2 separate regions of the Mus musculus genome follow, and region 1 is linked to region 2. Evidence: chromatin contacts called from ENCODE Hi-C data. All regions are on one chromosome and are shown on one strand. Each heading gives the region's core, a stretch centred on a gene start or an enhancer-like site at or near the end of the contact. The rest is flanking DNA. Distances are from core to core; before and after follow the strand shown. Region 1 holds the start of Arhgef11 (Rho guanine nucleotide exchange factor (GEF) 11). Region 2 holds the start of Otol1 (otolin 1).

Region 1 (6,867 bases), core at 2,112-4,611, about 18 Mb after region 2:
TGACTATCAAAAACTCAAGTAGTGGCTCCTATGCTGTTCCAATGTAGTGTCCTTAATTGAGAAGATTAACGCATCTCCTGGACCATGGTCTAGTATGTTGTATGCAGATATTGATATAACAAATAGCTTTCTCTTTATAACCCTGGCTGTCCTGGAACTCACTCTGTAGACTAGACTGGCCTCGAACTCAGAAATCCACCTGCCTCTGCCTCCCAAGTGCCGGGATTAAAGGCGTGCACCACCACGCCTGGCTAAGCATGTGTTTGTACATACATTTGTGGTTTTTGTTCCTCGATTTCTTTATCATATGATGTAACATCAATGAAGAGAGTATCAGTGTTTATAATATTTAAGTTTGAGATACTAAAAGAGATAATGCCATCTATTCTAAAATTTGCAATGCGTTTGTGTATGGAGTATAGTTATATCATGTTAGGTATAATTATGGTTTAAATATATAATGCATTTGTAATTAATTGTATGTAGGATAGTTTTTATCATGTTAGATGTAATTATGACCTAGTTATTGTTTTCATTTAGAAATTAAGCCTGACTTAAGGAGATAAGATTGTGTGTCAAGTTGACAAGGAGTGAACTTGTGATGGCTATTCTTGGTTGTCGACTTGACTACACCTGGAATTAACTAAAACCCAGGTGGCCTGGTACATCTATGAAGGACCTTCCTCCTCTTCCTTTTTCTTTCTTTCTTTCTTTCTTTCTTTCTTTCTTTCTTTCTTTCTTTCTTTCTTTCTCTCTTTCTTTCTTCCTTCCTTCCTTCCTTCCTTCTTTCCTTCCTTCCTTCCTTTCCTCCTCCTCCTCCTCCTTCTTCTTTCTTCTTTCTTCTTTCTTCTCCTCCTCCTTCTCCTTTTTCTCCTTCTTCTTCTCTTCCTCCTCCTCTTCTTCTTCCTCCTCCTTTTCTTTCTTTGTTTTTGTTGTTTTGTGTTTTTGAGACAGGGTTTCTCTGTGTAGCTCTGATTGTCCTGGTACCTGTTTCACAGAGATCCACCTGCCTCTGCCTCCTGAGCACTAAGATTAAAGAAGCATCCTACCACGCCTGGCCTGAGATATATATATATTTTTTCTTAATAAAGTCATTTGAAGTAGGAAGACCCACTTTTAATCTGGATCTTTTGAAGTTGAAAGATCCACCTTTAATCTGGGTCATATCTTCTAGTAGCAGCCTATATAAAGGACATGGAAGAAGGAAGCTTTCTCTCTCTGCCTGCTTGATCTTACTCTTGCTGGTAAATCCATTTCTCCACTGGCATTAGAGCTTACTTCTTCAGGATTCTGGTATATAGTGAAGACCATCTGAGACATCCCGCCTTGTGGACTGAATGGCTACTGGATTCTTATTTTGGCCCTCCATTGGTAAGACAGCTACTGTTGGACCACAACCAGTAAACCAGTCTAATAAATCCCATATGTGACTGCTCAGAGATTGTGGGCAGCCTGAGATACTTAGTGAAAACACTATCTCAAAACAAAGATACAAGCATCTGGAGATAAGGCTTAGTAAAAACATGCATGGCAAGTACAAGTTCAACCCTACTGTGTGACAGACATTTCCTGAGAAGATGTAACCAAGTATCTACCCACTCCAGAAAGGGACTAAGAGCAGAACACAGTATAGAGACCACCACAGTCCAATTTGGGGAACCAATGAGTCTTATTAGGGCTGCTTACAGAAACGTGGGTAGGGTCTTTCTTATAGGAACAGAAATGACTTAAAGACAGTAGCATCCCCAAAGAGCATCCCACCAAAGCTGGAAACCTGGAGCACACTGCACACTCTACAGCAGCTCACCATACTGTAGTGTTCTCTCTAGGTAGGTAGCTCAGTTGTTCTGAGCCTCTTCCAGGCTGCTTAGCTGGTCTTAAAGTTGGATTGTCTGAGGATGATTCTAAATCGTTCTTATTGATTACATATGCTTGGGGAGGGAGGGGTCTAGTGAATCTAGTCAGTTTCAGGAACCTTCTGAAGCTGTTTTGAGTTTGTACTTCCTGTCTGAAGGAGCTTCTCCACGGGATAGCATGTTTTACCTCTCCTTCGAACATTTTGCCTAAAAAATATGTTTCGCTTCCCTTTTCATATCCTATGTCTTATAGGATTTCTCTCCAAGAGAGAAGGTTCTGAGTGGAAACTGCTACCCAGCAACCCCCTAGAACACACATAAAGAGGCTGAGTTTGGGTGGCTGTGAACTTGCTCTCACAATGCTGAGAAGGGTAAGAGGGTGGCACTTACTCACCAGCCATTCTTGGCCTACTCAGCAAGCTGGGGCTGTGGAGAGAGACCAGGCTCCAGAGAAGGGGTGAGGTTGTTTGGCATTTGAGGAAGAATGCCACCCACACTTGTCCTCTGGGCTCCACAAGCACACCTGTGGAAGAGCGCAGCAATTGTTAAGGTTCAGATGGCAAGCACTCAGAAATTTCAAGAAGTTGTTTCAAGAGTCACAGTGCTGCTCCCCACGGTTATAGAAACAATATCAACTCCAATAGCTCTAGTGGTAGAGGTCAGTAGTCCACCGTCCTCATCCATGCGGAGATGGGTTTTTGCTGGTGCCTCTGCCTTTAGGGGTTTGTACTCCTAGAAGTAACCCCAATAAATCCACTGGCTGTTGAGAACAGGCTTCAGTAAAACTGTTGGTGCACTATCTAATGTTAACAGATGTCTGGTCTCACCAGGAAGTCACATATTACACACACACACACACAAAATAACAAAGTGTATTCATCAACCTGTACTGGAAAAGTCTCCTTTTTACTTCAATCTTTACTTCTGACTTCCGACAGTTACTTGAAGAGATTTAGAAACCGTGATTTCACGAAGGGGGTGTGTGTCATCGAAATAACATTGCCCTGCAAAGGCTTTTGCATTGAAATTAAAAGGCAGAGCCATACAAGATACCCAAGCTAAATCGAGTACAGCCGCGAGGGGAGAGACGGTGGGTGCTCAGAGGGGCGAGGGCACAGCTAAGAGGGTTCCTGGTAACTTGGAAAGGAGCGCGACAAATGAGTGAAAACGGGCAGAGGAGGACGGGACCGCAGCGAGAGCGCAGACAGAGGCGCGGCCAGCGGACACTGCGGAAACAAAGGTCGAGTCTCTGGGACAGCAGCACCGGGAGCAGCTAGGCCGCAGCGCGCGGACCGGGGGCGCGCGGGGCTGTGAAAGGGCGGGCGGCGCCAAGGAGGAGCCAGCGGCCGGCCCGGGCGAGCGGAGTCCGCCGTGGCGGGGCTGTGGCGAGGCGGGGCGAGGCGGGGCGGTGGCGGGGCGGGGCGGAGCGGGGGTGGGGCGGAGCCGGCCGGCGGCAGCGGGCTTGGCCTTAGCGAGCGAGCGCGCGCGGGGGCGGGGCCGGAAGCGCAGCGGCCGCGACGCGGACGCCGGGAGCGGCCGAGCGGGGAGGCTGTGGCTGGCGGGCGGGTGGGCACGGAGGCCGAGGCCGCGGCCCGGGCTCTCCGCGCCGCTGTGGAGGGCGCCCTGGCCCTAACCGAGCCGCAACAATACTAGGAGCGGGTCGCCGGACACGATCGGCGGGCGAGGGGGAAGCGGGACTACCGCTCCAGAGCGCTGCGGCGAGAGAGACTTTCGGAGCCTGGACGTGCTGGAGCACACAGAGCTGACTGAGGAAATTGTCTGAGAAAAAGGCCGATCTGAGGCTGGGTTAGGTGGAGGAACCTGCAAGTCGAAAGGGAAAAGAAGGTTTAAGATTTCCTGGGGGTTTGGCCAATGCTACCGTTTTGAAGGTAGAAAGCATTGCGCTTCAGGTGTTTTGTGATTGTTGTGTGTGTGTCTGCACAATTGGTTCATTTCAGAATTCAAAAACCTTTACTGTAGAAGAAGATGGTTGTTTTGTTTTGATTTTTAAAAGAAATCCGCAAATTTTGCTTCCCAGGGCTGCACTGGACCGTGTTGTGTACATACTGCTGTGTGGTTTTATTTATTTTAACTGTGCAAATCGTCTGGAAGATTTTTCTCCCAAGTGCCATTTCGGATTTGTTCAGCCTTTTTGTTTTGTTTTGTTTTGTTTTTGTTTTTCCTTCCCTGGAATAATTCTGCTGTTGGCATTTTAAGCATTTGGAAACCAGAGATTTTTTTTTTCAACCTTTGGAGCTTAAGGCTTCCCTGTCAACAGAAGGACAGCTGGGGAAACTGGATTGAAAGGATGGCTTTTATCTGTCTGCAACTAAGACTGATATTTTGAAGTCAGATTCTTTCTGTGGTTCAGTTTTTAGCCCGTAGGGCTAACCTTGAAGAGATTTGTGGTTAACAGTTTGGTTTCTAAGAAGGTCATAGTTTTTCCTCTCTTTTTTTCTTTTCATTTTCTTTTTTAAGACGAGGGAGGGGAAGGTTAAGGGTGAAGGAAGGAGGAGACCATGTTAACCGATAGAAGCAGAATAGCACTGCAGTTACCAGGGTCCTGACAGCTGGAAGAAACAAGGATTCAGTCTTCAACTTGGGAGGCCTTCCTCTCACCTTCCTTCAAAATTGCAAGGGACTCAGGCCTGATCAAGACGCCCAAAGAAACTACAGGATTCCAGAACTGTGGAGACACGGAGAAACCATGAGCATACGGTTGCCCCATAGTATAGACAGGTATGTTTAAATAATTGAGGATTTTTTTTTTCCAACACTTATTAAAATGACTGGGGGGGAAGTGTTGTGTTTGCCTGGCTGGGCTGTGGGATAGATAGGCTGTGGTCTATGAGGACTGTCAGTGTGTCAGTATATATGTTTCTGTACCCTCGGTGTGTGTTCATGTTCAAAATGTACCCCATAGTTGTGTGTCCTTTCTAACCAGTAAGCAGTGAGGCTGAGAGGAGGGGGTGATGCTTGCTGTGGCTTTTACCTTACACCAGGTATAAGGCTCACTCTGAGTCCCCCAGCTTGCTAGCCTAGGGATCAGGTTGGACCAAACCTGCTCATGTGAACCCACAGGGCTGAGTGGGGACTAGCTTTAGCTATCTGGGGAGGGTCGGGGGACGGCTGACAGGGCTGGGAGCCTCCATGAGGCTGATAGTTATGGAATGGTGGGGCACAGTGGTAGGTAGGGTGGTTCCCATTTAAAATGAGGAAGATGCTGTTGCCTGAAATGTTGGGACAGTGTCACCAGTGTCACCAGTGGTTGATAGAGCTCGGAAATGTTTAGGCCACATTAGGATTTCTTCTTCCAGTTGAGAGTTTAAATTGAGACCTACCAACAGGCTGATTGATGCTCCAGGTTTAATCTTCCAAGCTGTTCTCAATAAGCTTGACTCTGCAAAACAGGCCTTCCCTTTGCTTGAAGCCGGAAGGAGTTGTTTTGGCTCCTAGGCCCTTGAAATCAGCTGGAAGCACATGATGCCCCTTCCCCCATGAGCTGGGTCTGGCTTTGCAGTACAACTTTGGTAGGTGTCTGCCTGGCCATCCCTTCCCCTTTCCCTCTTCAACCCTTCCTCCTTAAAAGTCCTCTATGGAGGTGTGTTTTGTGGATATTCTATACGTCCTAACTGGATAGATAGGTAGGTGGTTGGAAACTAACAGTCCAATGGAAACTAGTATTTGTGAGGTAGGAAGGAATATCTGGAAGTCTACCTATCTATCTATCTATCTATCTATCTATCTATCTATCTATCTATCTATCTATCTATCTATCTATCTGTAAGTCAGCAGTTGCTCTCTCTGGGTCAGTTAACCTTTGGCTATACATGCTAATAGTAATTTCCTTTTGACTGTGGAGTGCGGCCTAAAACATAATGTCTCCCAAATACCACCTCTGTGTTGTCTCAGGGTCCCAGTTAGATCTGTTTAGTAGTGGGGGTTGGGGGCGGGGAAGGAACTGCCTTGCAGTCGGGAAGAGCGGGCAACCACGGAGGCAATGTGGCTAGCTGGCATCTCCCTTCCCTTTTCCATTGTGGTCTTCTGAAATTTGGCCCTGGGAAAGGATAACTGAAGCTGTCAGAGTAAGAAGGTGAAGGGTTTGCATGTCTGCCCTTCTCTCCCTCTTCTTAGACCTGGGGGATTAGTATACTCAAATTAAGATTTGAGGTGATGAATAATTTCTGTTAGTTCAGGGGTGTGAGCAGATGGGAACCAGGAATTGAGGGGTGTGAGAAGGAGGCAGTGAGGGCTTCTGGGTTAATGTGAGATGTTCCTCTAGAAGCTTGCATGACTTCACAGATACAGACCTCAGGCTCCCAAGTGCTCTCCTTAGCACGCTGCTTCCTTGAACCTTATGATGTATCTGTGAGGTAGACAAGCCGGAAGTCACTGCTCACATTTTGCAGATGAGGCGACTGAGTGGATTCCCGGTTTGTTCAGTGCCATTTAGCGTTATCTGAGGAGTGTCAGGATCTAGTGTAAAATCTTAAGTTCCAGTTCTGAATCCCTGTTCTTCCTGTTGCCCATCCTGTCTGCAGAGGTTTATAGACTCACCATTTAGAATGGGTAAGGCACCATTTTGCTCTCTCTGGCAGTTGTCAAGTGTCCCCCTGTACTTTGTACCTATAATCTCTGGAGTTAAAGCAGTGTGTTATTCCATGGGAAGGCCTTGCTTGCTTTTACCGTGCCTGACTCTCTGCCACAGTCAGTCCTGAAACTGAAGTCCCCTTCTGGCTTTGTCTTGCTGGCCTCCCTGATCTTGCAGTAATAGAGTCAAAGTACACTGTTGAACTTGATGTCGCAGGCTCTGTACCTTGTGAATGTAAATAATTCACAATCTTTTTTTTTTTTTTTTTTTTTTTGTCACCCCAGCTGGCTTCCCAACTTGCTGTGTATCTGGGACTTTCAATCTTGCTTCCGCCTCCTGCATGATAATTTAGTCTGATGCCACACTGGAGTAACAGATTAGAAGGAAGTGTTTCGAATTATGGTGTCAGGAATTCTATTC
Region 2 (6,847 bases), core at 520-3,019:
TGTCTGCTTAGGCATGAGTGCTCAACTCAACAATACCACAGGAAGGAGATAGATAGCGCTCCCAATCCTCATTAATGTATTATAACCCAATGACTATGCTGCAGTTCGATCAGCATAGTCTCAGAGTTCCCTCCAAGTGGATAAGCTGTCAGGGAAGCCAAATGATAATTAGAAACCCACTTCGTAACTCACTGCTAGTAATCAGTCTATCAAATTAGTGAAAGTCTTACAGGCACAATTTCTCAAAGGACATAATTGGAAAGTGTTCTTGAGTAGAGAAGGAGAGGGAGAGAATTTACATAAAGCAAATGGATCATGGCGTCTGGTTAAACTAGCTGGCAGCAGGCATCTCCTAATCAGGAGTCCACATCCCTGTGGGGCCAGAGTTTGAATCCCATTGGCTCAGGCTCTGTAGGACTGTCTGGATGGATCGTCCCTTGGTCGGTTGATGCATTGTACCTCCTTCTGTGTGTTTTGATTACTGCCTCACCCTCTTCTTTTGTTCAAATATTAGATGTGTTAATATAGCTAACCATATATCATTTTAAGGGTTTTACTTTTTCCTGACATCTCTGCTTTGATCCATGCTGTGTCTCTCTTACAACCCAATGCTTATTGCCATTTCCGGATCTCTGCAGTTGGGACACTCCCTCAGTCCATTTACACGCCACTCCCCCCCACCCCCATGATTCTTTGTTAATTTAGACTATAACAGTATCATCTTAGTAAGGGTTTCACTTCTGTAAAACAAATGGTGGACTAGCACCATTTGTTTTGGTAAACTGGCCTGTTGTCAGCCAGCAAATATTCTTATACTTATAGACTGGTGTCGTCCATAGCCTTTAACTAAGATGCTTCTTTTTGCAATAATGGCTGTTAATACAGAGACTTATGATTGATCCAAGTACTGAAAACAAGTGACAGCTGAGTACTCAGCCTTAAATGTACCACCCTTTGAAGACTCAGGGGACACTGTGGAAGAAGGAATGGAAAGACTGCTAGCGTTGGACAATGGAGAGGACGGGTATGGCATGGGTGTGGCATTATGAACGACAGAAGCTGCAGTTGCTGGGATAGGGTCTACACAAAACTAAGCCAGCAAACATTCAGCCAGAGATTAGGGAGGGTTACATGGGGCCGAGGGAAGCTACTAGAACTCTTAGTCTACTGAGGGAGAAGGCATTGATTTTTAATGATGTAGCCACTCCTGAGTTACCCATGAGCCGGTGGATAATTCCGCACTGATGCTTATGAGGGCAGTCCTGTCTAAGCCCAGGGTAGATCACAAAACAAAACCAAAACCAAAAAGATATAGCAGTCAGACAGTGACATGGTGGGAGGAGTGGGTGGCTTATTAGGGATGGCAGGGTAAGAGTGTAACCAGAATATATTAAGTACATGTATGAAATTGTTGAAAATACATTAATAAAAAAAATGAAATGAACTTGGCCAAGGATTGCTGATTTTCAGAGGGTGACGGGCTGACCAAGCACAAGGGAATGTCTCCTACGAGGCTGCTCTGCTGAAATAGAATCCCCTTGAACAGTGGAAGAGGATGCCTCCTCGCAAATAACAAGTTATAACAGACAACAAGCACACTCCATACAAAATGGAGTTTCTTGGATGGAAGACAGCATATAGTAAGTCAAGAAGAATGGCCAACAAATAAGATTTGAATATTCTCAGGATATTTGCATGGTATCAGATTTCAGAGTCTTTCTCTAGATTCAGAGGAAGTTACCACCCCCCCTTATCACCCAGGCACTCACCTCTCATTGGGTAAGGGCAAACCTCGGAAGAAAGAAATCAGACCCTTGTCTAATGACAAATGAAATTGAATCTGTCAGTGCTGTCCAGGAGAAGGATTGGCGATAAGGGAACACCCATAAGGTATGGGATGATTACAAATATTGATTTATTTTATCTTTCATCAGGCCCTCTGCAATAAGATCTCAGGTTTTAAAGGTTCCCATTAATATTATTTGCCTCAAGGAAATAAAACTATGAATAGAAATGGTAAAAAGTATGCAATTAATAAAAGGCATCTTTCCTCTCTGGTATTAAGTCTATTTTTTTGTATTGATTTTTGAAATGCAGAAGTCTGTGCATTAGAGTATAGAATCATTCGTAATTATAAAGTTACTGAATCTGTAAATGTCTGTGAGGGAAGGGGACAAAGAAAATTCTAAAGGAAAAAACAATGGAGCCATGTGGCCACGGTAGCATGCAATGCCTAATTCTCTTTCAGAGACGGTGTGCAATGAAGATCTTAAGAGTCAACTTTTGTTAAGTCATAATAGTTCAGATCAGCTTCATTTAAAGTGACTTAGGTCGATATGTAGTTGTGCTCTAAGTGAGGTTTCCTTCATAACAATTATCTGGTGAGGAAAAAATACATCGCTTCAAAGTATGTTATGCTTGTGGTGTTTTACAGAAAACTTATGAATAATTCCAAAGCCTCAATATGCATTGTTATCTATGATAGAATTAGTGGGATGTTATACTTTTGGATATATTGGTCATTTATTTTCATTCTATCTTGCAAAAAGTTTATACTTCATGAATAAGAATTAACTGTGCAGTAACTTTATTTGAATATTGATAAGACAGAAACAAATCTTTATATATCATGTTCTTCCTACCTTTCATTATTCAGGGAAGATTGTTAGGGTCTTTCTTTGGATACTCACATCTCTTTGCATTTTGAAAGATCATAAAAGACACTGTCATTTATTTTGTAGTTTGACAAGGTAAGTTTTTCTAATAGGGTCTGCACTGACAAAGGACACAATCTACATCCCTGAGAATAAACCCAGGAAGCTGCTTACAGAAGAACCCTCGCCTAAAAGCTTTCCTAAGAAAAAAATTTTCCCTAAAATTCATATTTTATCCATAGATATCCCTTATTCTTCAAGTCTCTTGACAGAAGTCCAAGATAAAACTAACATGTATATTTTAGAATGTTTAAAAAACAATTAGCTAGAAATATACAGGTATTAATTAATTAGGCTAAAGGGAGGGAAGAAGAAGCTACTCAACACAGTTTATCCCATTTTCTTTATTGTGGAATAAAGCCTAGACAGTTGGCTGCTCTTTTCAATTTCTGGGATTTATGAAACATTAGGCAGAGGTCCATATTAGAGAAGAAACTTTATTTTCATTTACCTATCGTAGCGCTATGACATTTATTATAATTTAGGCCTACCAGGGTAGCTTATAAGATTTGAAATCTAAGTGCTGCAGATAATCTCCTTCCAAGTGTTTTAATTGACATTCTGCTATAATGAACCCCACAGACCATTACCTGGCTAATTGCTTGAGTTACAGTGCTTATACAATGCCATCCTTTGTCCTTGGTCTTTGGGGGTATTAAATAGCACAGCTGTCCTGAAGAGGACTGGATGCTGTTTTTCATGTGATGCATTAGCCTCTTGGTGGCTTTTCAGGGACAGGCTCCCTTCTGTTCTCCTCTGGGCTGATACCAAGTCTGATACTTATCAGGTATCTGCTAGTCCGGAATTGTCAACTCCTCCAGGAGAGCCCTTGACCTCTAAAGGACTTCTCAAGCCAGTGCCACAAGCAAAGTTTTCTGTGAGTTGATTCTGAGGTCCTGGAACAAGCCCTGGGTGAAGTGACAAAATGAGAGTATTGAGACTATTGAATTCCCTAGCACCAAGTGAGATTAGCCTGAACTTACTGGGGAAAGTACCTTAGTTCTCTAGAACTAGAAAAGGCACTGAACTAGATCATCTAGTTCCTAGTCGGAATGGATGCCAGGTTCATGAGTCACATGGCAACCCAGGTTCAGGCTCCATGAAGAATCCTTATTCACTCTGAGGTCTTATAATCACCAGTCATGGAGTAGAGCAAAGTGCTAAGTGTGAGGACAAGTGTGGCAGGACAGTGCAGGGCATTGCTGTGTGGGTCTTCCAAGATTTCAACCTACACAATGACATGGATCAGGGACATGAATAGCTTTGTGAGTTGCAGTGCCTATGAGAGGCTTTGAAAGAGCGCTTTGGGACCCAGAGCCAGGAAGCGCCACTCTGCAGCTTCCAAGCCTAGACGAACGTCTCAACGTCTTAGTCGTGTGTTTCTATATGCTTCCTCCCACCTTAGCAAATGGCCCTGAAGGGTCCACCAGACTCCAATGGGTAAAGAGGAAGCTTATAGAGTTTGAGATATACAGTATATGTATTTTTACATATTATGAACACTGAAATACTCCTGGTAATAAACTTCTGACTAGTGTTTATGTTTCTGAGGTCTAGACTTGTTTTAAATCACTCTGGACTAAAAAAATATATATAAAAGTACATGTTTATCTTTATCTATATGTGTCTTCTCTCTCCCTCTCCCCCTCTTGTAAAAAGAAGTTTTGTAACTGGATTATTGAAGAACAAAGCATTTATTGCATGCCATCTCTCTCTCTCTTTTTTCTCTCTCTGAATTACTTATTTTTTAACTAGTTTTTATTTTGTTCTTTCTTTTTAAAATTTTATTTTTAATTTATTTTTTACACTCCATATTCCATTCCCCGCCCCCCATCCACCCTCAGACTGCTCTACATCCCACATCTCCTCCACACCCCATCCTGTCTCTATGTGGATGCCCCCATCCCCCACCCCATCTGACCTCTAAACACTTCACCTTTGAGTTACTTACACATGGGCTTTTGGTAAGTGTATAGAAGAAATCCACATGGGTCTTCTCACACTCAGAAGTTAGGCTAGCAGGCTGCTAGTGGTCAAAAGCCAAGCCTAGTACCATGCCCCAGCATCATCTTCTGCTTCAGAGATAAAGCTAACAAAGAAAGCATATTCATTTTCTAAGTTTTGCATCCTCAAGCATCCACAACTAGCGAACCTTCAGCCTCTCCCGTAACATCCCCAGTGAGGAGGACCGCACAACAGGCATTCTGTTGGGTCTCCAGAAAAGGATGTCATCTGCTCAGATGTAGCCAGACTCACTTTAATGAGTACTTGAATAGTTCTGATCAAAGACACAGAAAAGAACGTGTCAACTTCACACATGAAAAGAATGAAACCGACTTCATGCTGAAAGTTCCCCCTGTGCAGTGCTGCCTTACATTATCATGGATTTTCTCTTAGTATGCCAAACTCAATACAAATATATTATGGATGATAAATTTAGGGGCGCTATAACGACTTTGACAGATTACTAACAGATACTTGGATCCACTGATAGACAAACAAAGGAACACAGCAGCCGGTGTGTTCCAGTTCTGTCACTTTGTCATCTTTGAAATCACTGAGCCTTGTGTTTTAGAACAGCCTTAAGTCTACAGAAGACTCAGGAAGAACAAAGAGTTCCCACGTATCCTCCACCCTCACCCTTAGTTTTTATAACCCAGGAATTATCTGCCAGGAAATTTTACTTCTGTCTCATTATCTAGTTGTACAATCACACGTTCATACTGTCCCTTTCCCAAACCTCTTTCTGCTTGAACTAATAGAAAAAGAAAAAAGCTACAGCAGACATGGCCAGGATCACTGGGAGTGAAAAGCAGGAAACCAAGTAGTAATAATTTTGTTCTTTCCTTTGAAAAGTTTGTATTTTTCAGTTTTGGAGATCTGGAGCCAGGACTTTTTTTTTCTGCCTGAATTTATTCTACATTTTTATCACTGCACCATCTATACAGGCGATTTCATTTCTCCCTTAATCAGCCACCTCTTGGTCCTACCCTAACTTGGCAACTCTTTCTCTATACAGTCCTGGTTTGTGTGTCTTAGCTTCCATGTGTAATGCTCTGGTCCAGAACATCTACTTTGATTTATAGCAGGGTAGGAAGAGAAGAGGAGGACCCGAGAAAGCGGCGTGCACAGAGAGACGAAGTATCCACATCTGCACCTGGACTCTATGTGACGTCATATTCTGAACCAAAGCCAATCTCTTCCCATCTTACAGGAAAATGCCGAGAAGATGTTTCTGTATTACTGCATACTTATGAGGCACAAAAAGCATTTAACTTGGTAGAATGCAATGCTACATTCAGTGTGCTTAATAAATTTGTAATGGATTCATTTATTTAGACACTGGAAGAAACAGGCTCCCACTGGACAATGGAAATTATAGCGCTTCGGAGGTCGCTGTCAACAGCGCAAAGGGATGTGCAGAAAGGGACTGCCATCACTCTGGACTTGCCCTTAAAAAAGTGAAATTGGAAATGGAAATCTGTGCTGATGTAGTCTCCCTTTGGACACACCATGCCTTTGAGAATGAACTCGAGATCTGAGGCTTAAAAGCCTCCCTGTACTAAAAGAATTGAAGCAAGAGGAAACAGCATATCAGACATTGTCTCTTACATTCCAAAGACCTGAATGCACAGTGCCAGGTATCCCAAGAAGCAAAGAGAACTGTGTGATGATCATAGCTCTTAGGAGGCAGGAGATGAAGGTGGCAGGGCCTGGAGACATAGCTCAGCAGATAAGAGTGCTTACTGCTCTTTCAGAGGACCCCAAGTTGGTTCAGTTTATAGTTCCTGTTGTGAGCACGTGGGGGGTTCACAACTGCAGACTGCAGCTCCTGGGAATCTGCTGCCCCCTTCTGCCCTGTGTAAGTCTACATCCATGTACACACACACACACACACACACACACACACACACACACACACACACTTGTGGCCTATGTTCTTGTGGGGCCTTCTCCCCAGGGAGGGGGGTGTGCACATGCCTGAAATGAATGTGAGGTTAATGATTTAATGATCCTAGTGCTCACATCGCTGTTGATTACTTATCTGAGTGAGGAAATCACAGAAGCCTGCTAGCATCCTCAGCACAAGTGCCACGTCTTCCCATTTCTCCACTGGGGCTCAGGCATCTTCC

The links. Hi-C counts contacts between places; a loop is a spot of excess contacts on that map.
Region 1: a loop to region 2 is called in a map of regulatory T cell, with 39 times the contacts of the local background. The contact joins the promoter of Arhgef11 here to the promoter of Otol1 in region 2. A Hi-C loop is called at or near these places in 3 of 37 maps with a recorded cell type or tissue (T-helper 1 cell, T-helper 17 cell and regulatory T cell).

What each region holds. Positions count from the first base shown.
Region 1 is chr3:87,614,198-87,621,064 of GRCm38, forward strand. It overlaps Arhgef11 (Rho guanine nucleotide exchange factor (GEF) 11), which reads left to right and starts at 3,362. Exons shown (of 40, transcript NM_001003912.2): 1 at 3,362-4,595. The coding sequence starts at 4,564.
Region 2 is chr3:70,005,844-70,012,690 of GRCm38, forward strand. Otol1 (otolin 1) reads left to right here and starts at 1,770. Exons shown (of 5, transcript NM_001018031.2): 1 at 1,770-1,890.